Linked DNA regions of Homo sapiens: region 1 is linked to region 2. A link is a contact called in ENCODE Hi-C data. All regions are on one chromosome and are shown on one strand. The core of a region is the stretch at or near the end of the contact, and the rest is flanking DNA. Distances in the headings are between cores, read along the strand shown.

Evidence for each region. Hi-C counts contacts between places; a loop is a spot of excess contacts on that map. Pooled maps may share reads with other maps.
Region 1: a map of CD4-positive, alpha-beta T cell shows a loop between it and region 2 (6-fold over the local background). The contact joins the promoter of TTC23L-AS1 here to the promoter of AMACR in region 2. A Hi-C loop is called at or near these places in 3 of 168 maps with a recorded cell type or tissue (CD4-positive, alpha-beta T cell and naive thymus-derived CD4-positive, alpha-beta T cell), 2 of 37 single-sample maps with no recorded cell type and 14 of 50 pooled maps.

What each region holds. Positions count from the first base shown.
Region 1 is chr5:34,837,404-34,840,998 of GRCh38, reverse strand. TTC23L-AS1 (TTC23L antisense RNA 1) reads left to right here and starts at 1,667. Exons shown (of 2, transcript NR_183259.1): 1 at 1,667-1,816; 2 at 1,982-3,452. It overlaps TTC23L (tetratricopeptide repeat domain 23 like), which reads right to left and starts at 1,835. Exons shown (of 11, transcript NM_144725.4): 1 at 1,740-1,835; 2 at 260-334. The coding sequence starts at 327. RefSeq lists an enhancer at 1,436-1,545.
Region 2 is chr5:34,006,364-34,009,967 of GRCh38, reverse strand. AMACR (alpha-methylacyl-CoA racemase) reads left to right here and starts at 1,918. Exons shown (of 5, transcript NM_014324.6): 1 at 1,918-2,195. The coding sequence starts at 1,949. All of the region lies in intron 6 of C1QTNF3-AMACR (C1QTNF3-AMACR readthrough (NMD candidate)), which reads left to right. RefSeq lists a silencer at 1,702-1,781.

The DNA.
Region 1 (3,595 bases), core at 418-2,917, 830 kb before region 2:
TCTCAGCCCACCACAACCTCTGCCTCCGGGTTCAGCTATTCTCCTGCCTCAGCCTCCCGAGTAGCTGGGATTACAGTCGCGTGCCACTACCGCGCAGCTAATTTTTGTATTTTTAGTAGAGACGGGGTTTCACCATGTTGGTCAGGCTGGTCGTGAACGCTTCTCATGCAAAGCTCCTCACCCAGGTTTGCCTTAAGCAGGAGGTCCCAGTGTTTCAGCCCAGTAAGTACCTGTGATGTCAAAATGCTGTGATACTTACATATGGAAGCAGAAATCCCAGTCGATGTCATTGCTAACAGTTGGGATACGGATGGGGCTGGCTTGCATCTTCTTCCTACCAAGAATCAGGTAAGGTCAGCTTTGAGAGAAAAGGCTGGGTGTCTGTTCTATTTTCCCCCTCTGGTTTGCTATTAACATTAAACTAAAACTGCTCAAATATATAACCCATCCTAAATCCACAGACTACGCATACTTAGATATGGAGACCGCTGGAAAACAGACATTTGCCAAATTAAATGTCTAAGTTAAATTTCTTTCCCCTAATTTCAACTCCACCCTACTTCTCCAAAATCCCTGGCCTTTATGTCTCAAAGCAAGCACATTTACAGTTCCTGGGTCATCAAAACTATGGTCACCTACTTAACTCAGATATTGTTTTTGCAGGTCTGACGGCGTGTTGGATTTAAGCAAAGCAACCAACTCTCAGTGGTAAACGAAGCACAGCCAGTGTATTGGTTAATTCTGCTTTCCCCCCCCCCCCCGGGGTCATTTCACTAATTAATAGCAGATTCTAGTACAGGGGTCACGAGGCGGGTACAGAGGCTCACGCCTGTAATCCCAGCACTGTGGGAAGCCGAGGCGGGTGGATCACCCGAGTTCAGGAGTTCGAGACCAGCCTGGCCAACAGGGTGAAACCCCGTCTCTACTAAAAATACAAAATATAGTCGGCTGTGGTGGTGCACGCCTGTAGTTCCAGCTACTCGGGAGGCTGAGGCAGGAGAATCGCTTGAACCCGGGAGGCGGAGATCGCGCCACTGCACTCCAGCCTGGGCGACAGAGCGAGACTCCGTCTCAAAATAAAATAAAACAATAAAATGAAATTCATGTGTCTGTTTTAGTTGTTGCTGTTAGATGATAGGAGAAACCTCGGAAGCACAAAACGAAAAATGTGATTTCTAAATACAGTATTTGTGAAATTCAACTCTCAAGGAAGGCTATGCCAGTCGCTTAAATCAAACCCAAATCGAACGCAGTTACTTATTGAATGTTAACATCCACCAAGTCGCCTCTCCTTTCACCCTCCAGAATCACTAATTCCCACCGAGCCCTGAGTGGCTTTCTGACCCAGGCTCCAGAGCATCCATTATCCGAAAATCAGAAAGGGAGAGTCACTAATTTCTCTTTTTAACCTCCACTTTAAACACTATGCCCACAGCAAAGAGTTCTGATCTCTCAAACTCCCGGACTCTGTTCCTATGACGTTCCGCACGGCCCTGAGCCCCTCAAGGACGAATCGCTCCTCTTTTCCCGCTGTGGTTCTGCGGCAAGTCTGTAAGCCCTGACGCCGCAGGTCGAGCTCTGAGAGCCTCTCTGCCGCGGAGGCTCTAAGAGAACGCGCGAGTGCGCAAAGGGCACCTGGCTCAAGGCGGAGAAACCACGCCCCGGAACCAGCCTCCCAGCTCCCTGAGCCCGACGGCGCGGCTTCCTCCCGCTGCGTCGGCCTCCTGACCCTGGCGCACCTCGGTCCGGGCGCCAAAGCGGTGCCTCGCGAAAGCTGCACAGCCTGCGACGTCCCCAGTTACCTTCCGCAGCCCAGGTCCGGCCAAGGAGACAATACCGTTGCCATGGGAACGGAACGCTACGGGTTCTGCTGGGAGCGCCTGTAGCCATGGCGACGCGGGGCACTTCCGGTTCGGAGAGTCCCTGTTGTCTGGCGCCTACAGCAGCCCTTGCCTTACCCTCCGCTTTCCCTTCCCCGCAGGTTAGACGCGCCCGGCCTCCGGCTCGCCCCAAAACTGGCCTCTGCATATTGTATCTCACGAGACCTTACCCCTCGGAGGTGAAGGCGTAGGAAGAGAAGATACATTCCGTCCAAGGATGGAAGGGAGCGCCGGGCCCCACGGCCCTACTTATTTAAAGCTGCGACGTGTGCGGGCTGTATTCGGCGACGATCCTGGCCACGGTGCACCCCCACAGCTCCTCGGGAGTTTTGTTTTTATGGACCCCAGAGGAAAGGCTTAGATATGGCTGTTGACTGTGCTGGCACCGTCTGTGTTACCCAGTAAGATTGGAGCTAGGCATGGTTAGGAAAGCTGATTGCAGGAAGAGAGTAGGGTAAGAAATCGACTACTAGATCTGCTAATGGTTAGCTGTTCATTATTTATTTAGCACTTAGCCCTAAATAATGCAGCCATATCTTACCCTTTCGTTGGCATGGAATACAGTGTGTGTAATACACACAAGGTGCAGAGGCAATTGTGGCCATACCCAAAGAAACAGCGCCAGCTCTTGCAACGCTATGTTGAAGGATGTTATTATGAACCCTATCATAGACTAGGCCTATGGCAAGTCAAGTTGGAGTGAATGTGTCCCAGTTGTTTTCAGAAAAGAGCAGACTAGGTAGAGAGACAAGGAGAACATTGAGAATGTGAAAGATGGTGTTTACGTTTGGTGTTTGTTATTTCCAGCTCTAGGCTGGAAGTTTAATTGCCATTGATCCAAGACTGCCAAGAAAGCCTTTTTGGAGTTAGGTTGGAGGAGTTATTTAAATGAGTTTGCTTGAATATCTCTTAAGTAAAACCTGTATGGTCTGTTAACTCAAGATTTAAATCTGTACTTTCGAGCTCCATAGTCACAATTTTGGAAAGATTCCCCCACTTTATTCTTTTTCCTAAGAAAACTCTCAGCATGGAACAATGATGACAGCAATGAACCTGATTTCAGAATGTCAAGGTTCTGGTTTTGACTCTGTAGCCTGGGCCGAGTCACGGCCAGTGGGTCCCAATTTTCTTGCCTATACGGTGAAAGTTTTTGTACCACTTGCTTTCTGAAGCGCCTTCTGGTTCCAGGTTTCTGTAAGGGGTAAACGATTTTTGTGACTCTATGAACAGTATTTAACATGTATGGGAGTAAAAAGGAAGAACCTGTTTCCTGTTCTCCAACATTTATTTCTTTTACCCCTTGTTAAGTTGGTCATCAAATTGAAAGGTTTTAATGTTCTTTCATTCTAGGAAATGGCTGTGAGATTGTTTCTAAGTATATTAAAGGTAATGTCTCTTTTCTAAACCTTTGCTTTTGCTGATAATTGTGGAGAGAAGAACCAGAACAGGCACTGAATTCCCATTCCTAAAGCCAACGCTCTAATTCGGCCTCCATTTCATTAGCTCTGACCGGAAGCATGTTGCCTGCATCTGTAAAAATTATAAATCAAAATAAAATAACTTTGGCGACTATTTTTTTTCTTTTTTTGAGACAGAGTCTCACTCTGTGGCCCAGGTTGGAGTGCAGTGGTGTGATCTTGGCTCAGTGCAACCTCCGCCTCCCGGGTTCAAGCAATTCTGCTGCCTCAGCCTCCCGAGTAGCTGGGATTACAGAT
Region 2 (3,604 bases), core at 669-3,168:
TAAACTAATTTACATTCCTACCAACAGTATATATAAGTTCCTCTTCTCTGCGTCTTTGCCAGCATTTGTTATTTTTTGTCTTTTTGATAATAGCCAGTCTAACTGAAGTAAGATGATATCTCATTGTGGTTTTGATTTGCATTTCCCTGATGATTAGTGATGTTGAGCATTTTTTCATATACCTGTTGGCCATTTGTATGCCTTTTGAGAAATGTCTGTTCAGATCCTGTGCCCACTTTTTAATGAGATTATTTCATTTTTTGCTGTTGAGTTGTTTGAGTTTCTTGTATAGTCTGCATATTAGTCACTTGTTGGATGAATAATTTGCAAAATATTTTCTTCTATTCAATAAGTTGTTTATTCTGTTGTTTCTTCTGTTGTGCAGAAGATTTTTAGTTTAATATAGTCCCATTTGCCTATTTTTTGTTTTTGTTGCCTATGCTTTTGAAGTCTTAGTCATAAAATCTGTGCCTAGGTCAATGTCCTGAAGTGTTTTATCTGTTTTCTTATAGTAGTTTTATAGTTTTGGGTTGTATGTCTTAAGTTTTTTAATCCATTCTGAGTTGATTTTTGTGTATGGTGAGGGATAGGGGTCTAGTTTCATTCTTCTGCATATGGATTTCCAGTTTTTCCAGCACTACTTATTGAATAGAATGTCCTTAATATATGTTCTTGGTGTTTTTATTGATAATCAGCTGGCTGTAAATATATGGATTTATTTTGGGGTTCTTTATTCTGTTCCATTGGTCTTTGTGTCTATTTTATGCCAATAGAATGCTGTTTTGGTTACTACACCTTGGTAGTATAATTTGAATTCTGGTAGTGTGTTGCTTCCTGCTTTGTTCTTTTTGTTCAGTGTTGCTTTGGCTATTCAGGACCTTTTGTGGTTTTATACAATTTTTTTTTCTATTTCTATGAAGAGAAAGCCACAGAGTCCTAAAATAATTCTAAAACTCATCATGACTTTCTTGCCTAAAAGATCTTGATTTCAATCGTGCCTAGTTTTGCTTTAATCACTTGCTTGAGAAATACATAAATCCCCACTTAAGATTAGTGCAGGCATATCTCTGGCACCCATTTCTGGTTCTATTAAAATTCCTAGAGATGTCAAAAATTACATTAGGCCACCTGACAGGCTATACCTAGAAGAGAAAAAATGATTTGTAAAAGCAGTGGGGCTATTTGCGATTGCTTTTTTTTTTTCTTAAATATCACCTATTAGGTTGAAAACCTGAAATTGCAGCTTTCTGTAGAAATGGCGGAAGACAAACTAACATTTTTAAAGCGCTCTCATTTAGCTCTGATGAGTACTACACCCCTGATATTCTTCTGATACTAAAATAATTTTCCTAGTGTAGTCTAAACTTTTTTAAAAAGACATGTAATCCGCGGAGTTTGTAACTCAAAACGAGTGCATCTAGGAGGTATCGCAAGCCGTTTCTGGATTAAATTCCCAGCTAGCTAGCTAGCTAAGCAGGGGCGGTGAAGAAGACAATCTGCAGCCTAGGGAAGAAAACGCTTTCGCATTGTTCTTACGTGTTTACGTTATTTTATTTCCCTAGAGCAAGGCAGGAGTAGGGACTCGAATGGTACAGTTGGGCTGGGGATCGCCCTGGTACAATAAAAGCGTCCAGAGAGGACGGTAACAGGCAGGAGCTCCAAAGGTCAGTCCCTGCAATTTAAGACTCAGGAATTTAGGTTGCACAAAAAGGAAAGCAACCTACTGCATTTGGCACTGGCGGTCCCGGGAGGCCGGGGGTGGGGAAGCGCCCAGTGCGCAGACTCCGCGGGCTTGCGCAGGCCCGCAAAAGAGGGACGGGGGTGGTGCCTTTGGGGCGCGGCGCCGCGGCTGGGGGCGTGGCGCCGGGGATTGGGAGGGCTTCTTGCAGGCTGCTGGGCTGGGGCTAAGGGCTGCTCAGTTTCCTTCAGCGGGGCACTGGGAAGCGCCATGGCACTGCAGGGCATCTCGGTCGTGGAGCTGTCCGGCCTGGCCCCGGGCCCGTTCTGTGCTATGGTCCTGGCTGACTTCGGGGCGCGTGTGGTACGCGTGGACCGGCCCGGCTCCCGCTACGACGTGAGCCGCTTGGGCCGGGGCAAGCGCTCGCTAGTGCTGGACCTGAAGCAGCCGCGGGGAGCCGCCGTGCTGCGGCGTCTGTGCAAGCGGTCGGATGTGCTGCTGGAGCCCTTCCGCCGCGGTGAGCCCGGGCCCCGCGGGCTGCTCTCGGGAAGTTCCCGCGGAGGGGAGGGGCCTGGCCGTTCGATCGAGGCTGCACCCGCCACACCTTTGCCCTGTTGCCGCAAGAACCCTTGTCGGCCCCAGCCTTCCAGATTTTTGCCTCCTAGGGTATTGTTAGTGATCATTCTTCCCAAACTGGATTGTCCAAAACTTGGGTTCTGAGATACTGCTGTTGCCCGGTTTCTCCTTTTGCCTCTCTGACTCCTTCCCAAATTCCTCCTTTTTTTTCTAAGAAACGTTCCGTATTTGCCTTTCTTAATTAATTGAGGGTCTTGAACCCTGTGAGAATCTAATGAAAGCCATAGGATTCCCTTCCTGGAAAACTGCATATAGGCGGTCATTCGGCTACCGTTTTGGAGTGCTGTACCCTCAAGCCATCCACGGGCCCAGGCTAACGCTCCTCCCTGCCTGAAATGCTGGCGTTCTAAGTCTCAGCATCTGCTCCCTGAAGCCCAGTTACCCATTCCCATCATTTTCACCTTTTTGTAGACTTCCCCCTTTCAGAGCGGCAGACGCTGGCATACACAGGTCCTGGGCATCGCCGTCAAGGCTGCCCGCCAGGCAGCTTCCACAAATCCCAAAATGAGCCTTTCCTTCTTCCTTCTAAAACAGCATCTCCACCTTCTGTATTATTTATTTCAGTGAATGCCTGAATCTCAAACTTGTACTTCATCATGGACTCCAGTCTTCCTTTCACATCCAATTTCAATGATCATCAATACAGTCATTTTGCTCCTTAGCCCACTCGGACTATTTCTCTCCATACCTGCTGCAACTGCCTTGACACTGGTGTGACAGCCTTTTAAAAACTGGTGTTTGGGGCTGGTATCACTCCAGTGGATTCTCAGACAGCTGCCAGAATAACTTTGTTCAAGTAGAAATCCAAAGCATTGCCTGGTCTATAGTGGGAAATCGGTAAATGGTGAATGAATGAATGCCTACGGCACAGCCGGCTTATTTAAATGCGTTAACTCATTTAACCCTCACAGCTGTATTTGAGGCTTGTAACAATAATGATTTAATAATTAAGATTATGTAATAATTTAAGAATGCTCCATTTAAGATGAGGGAGGCTTGTCCAAGGTCTTGTAATTAGGAGGAAGGTCGGCTGGGAATACGGATATAGCCTCCGGGTGAGGAGTTGTGACTGGTGTTTAGGTAGATGACTAGAGGTTTTCTGTGATTTATTTTAGCCTTAGGAAGGTAAAGATAGTGAGTTTATTATGTAATTTTGATTACTTTTAATCCCAGGAAATTTCAGGTGCTGGTTACCTGGGGTTTGTGCTATAAATACTATACTTGTTGATAGCTTAAAAACTCTCAGGTGCTATTGTCACTAACCACTCTTTCTACAGATGGGTGCTAAAC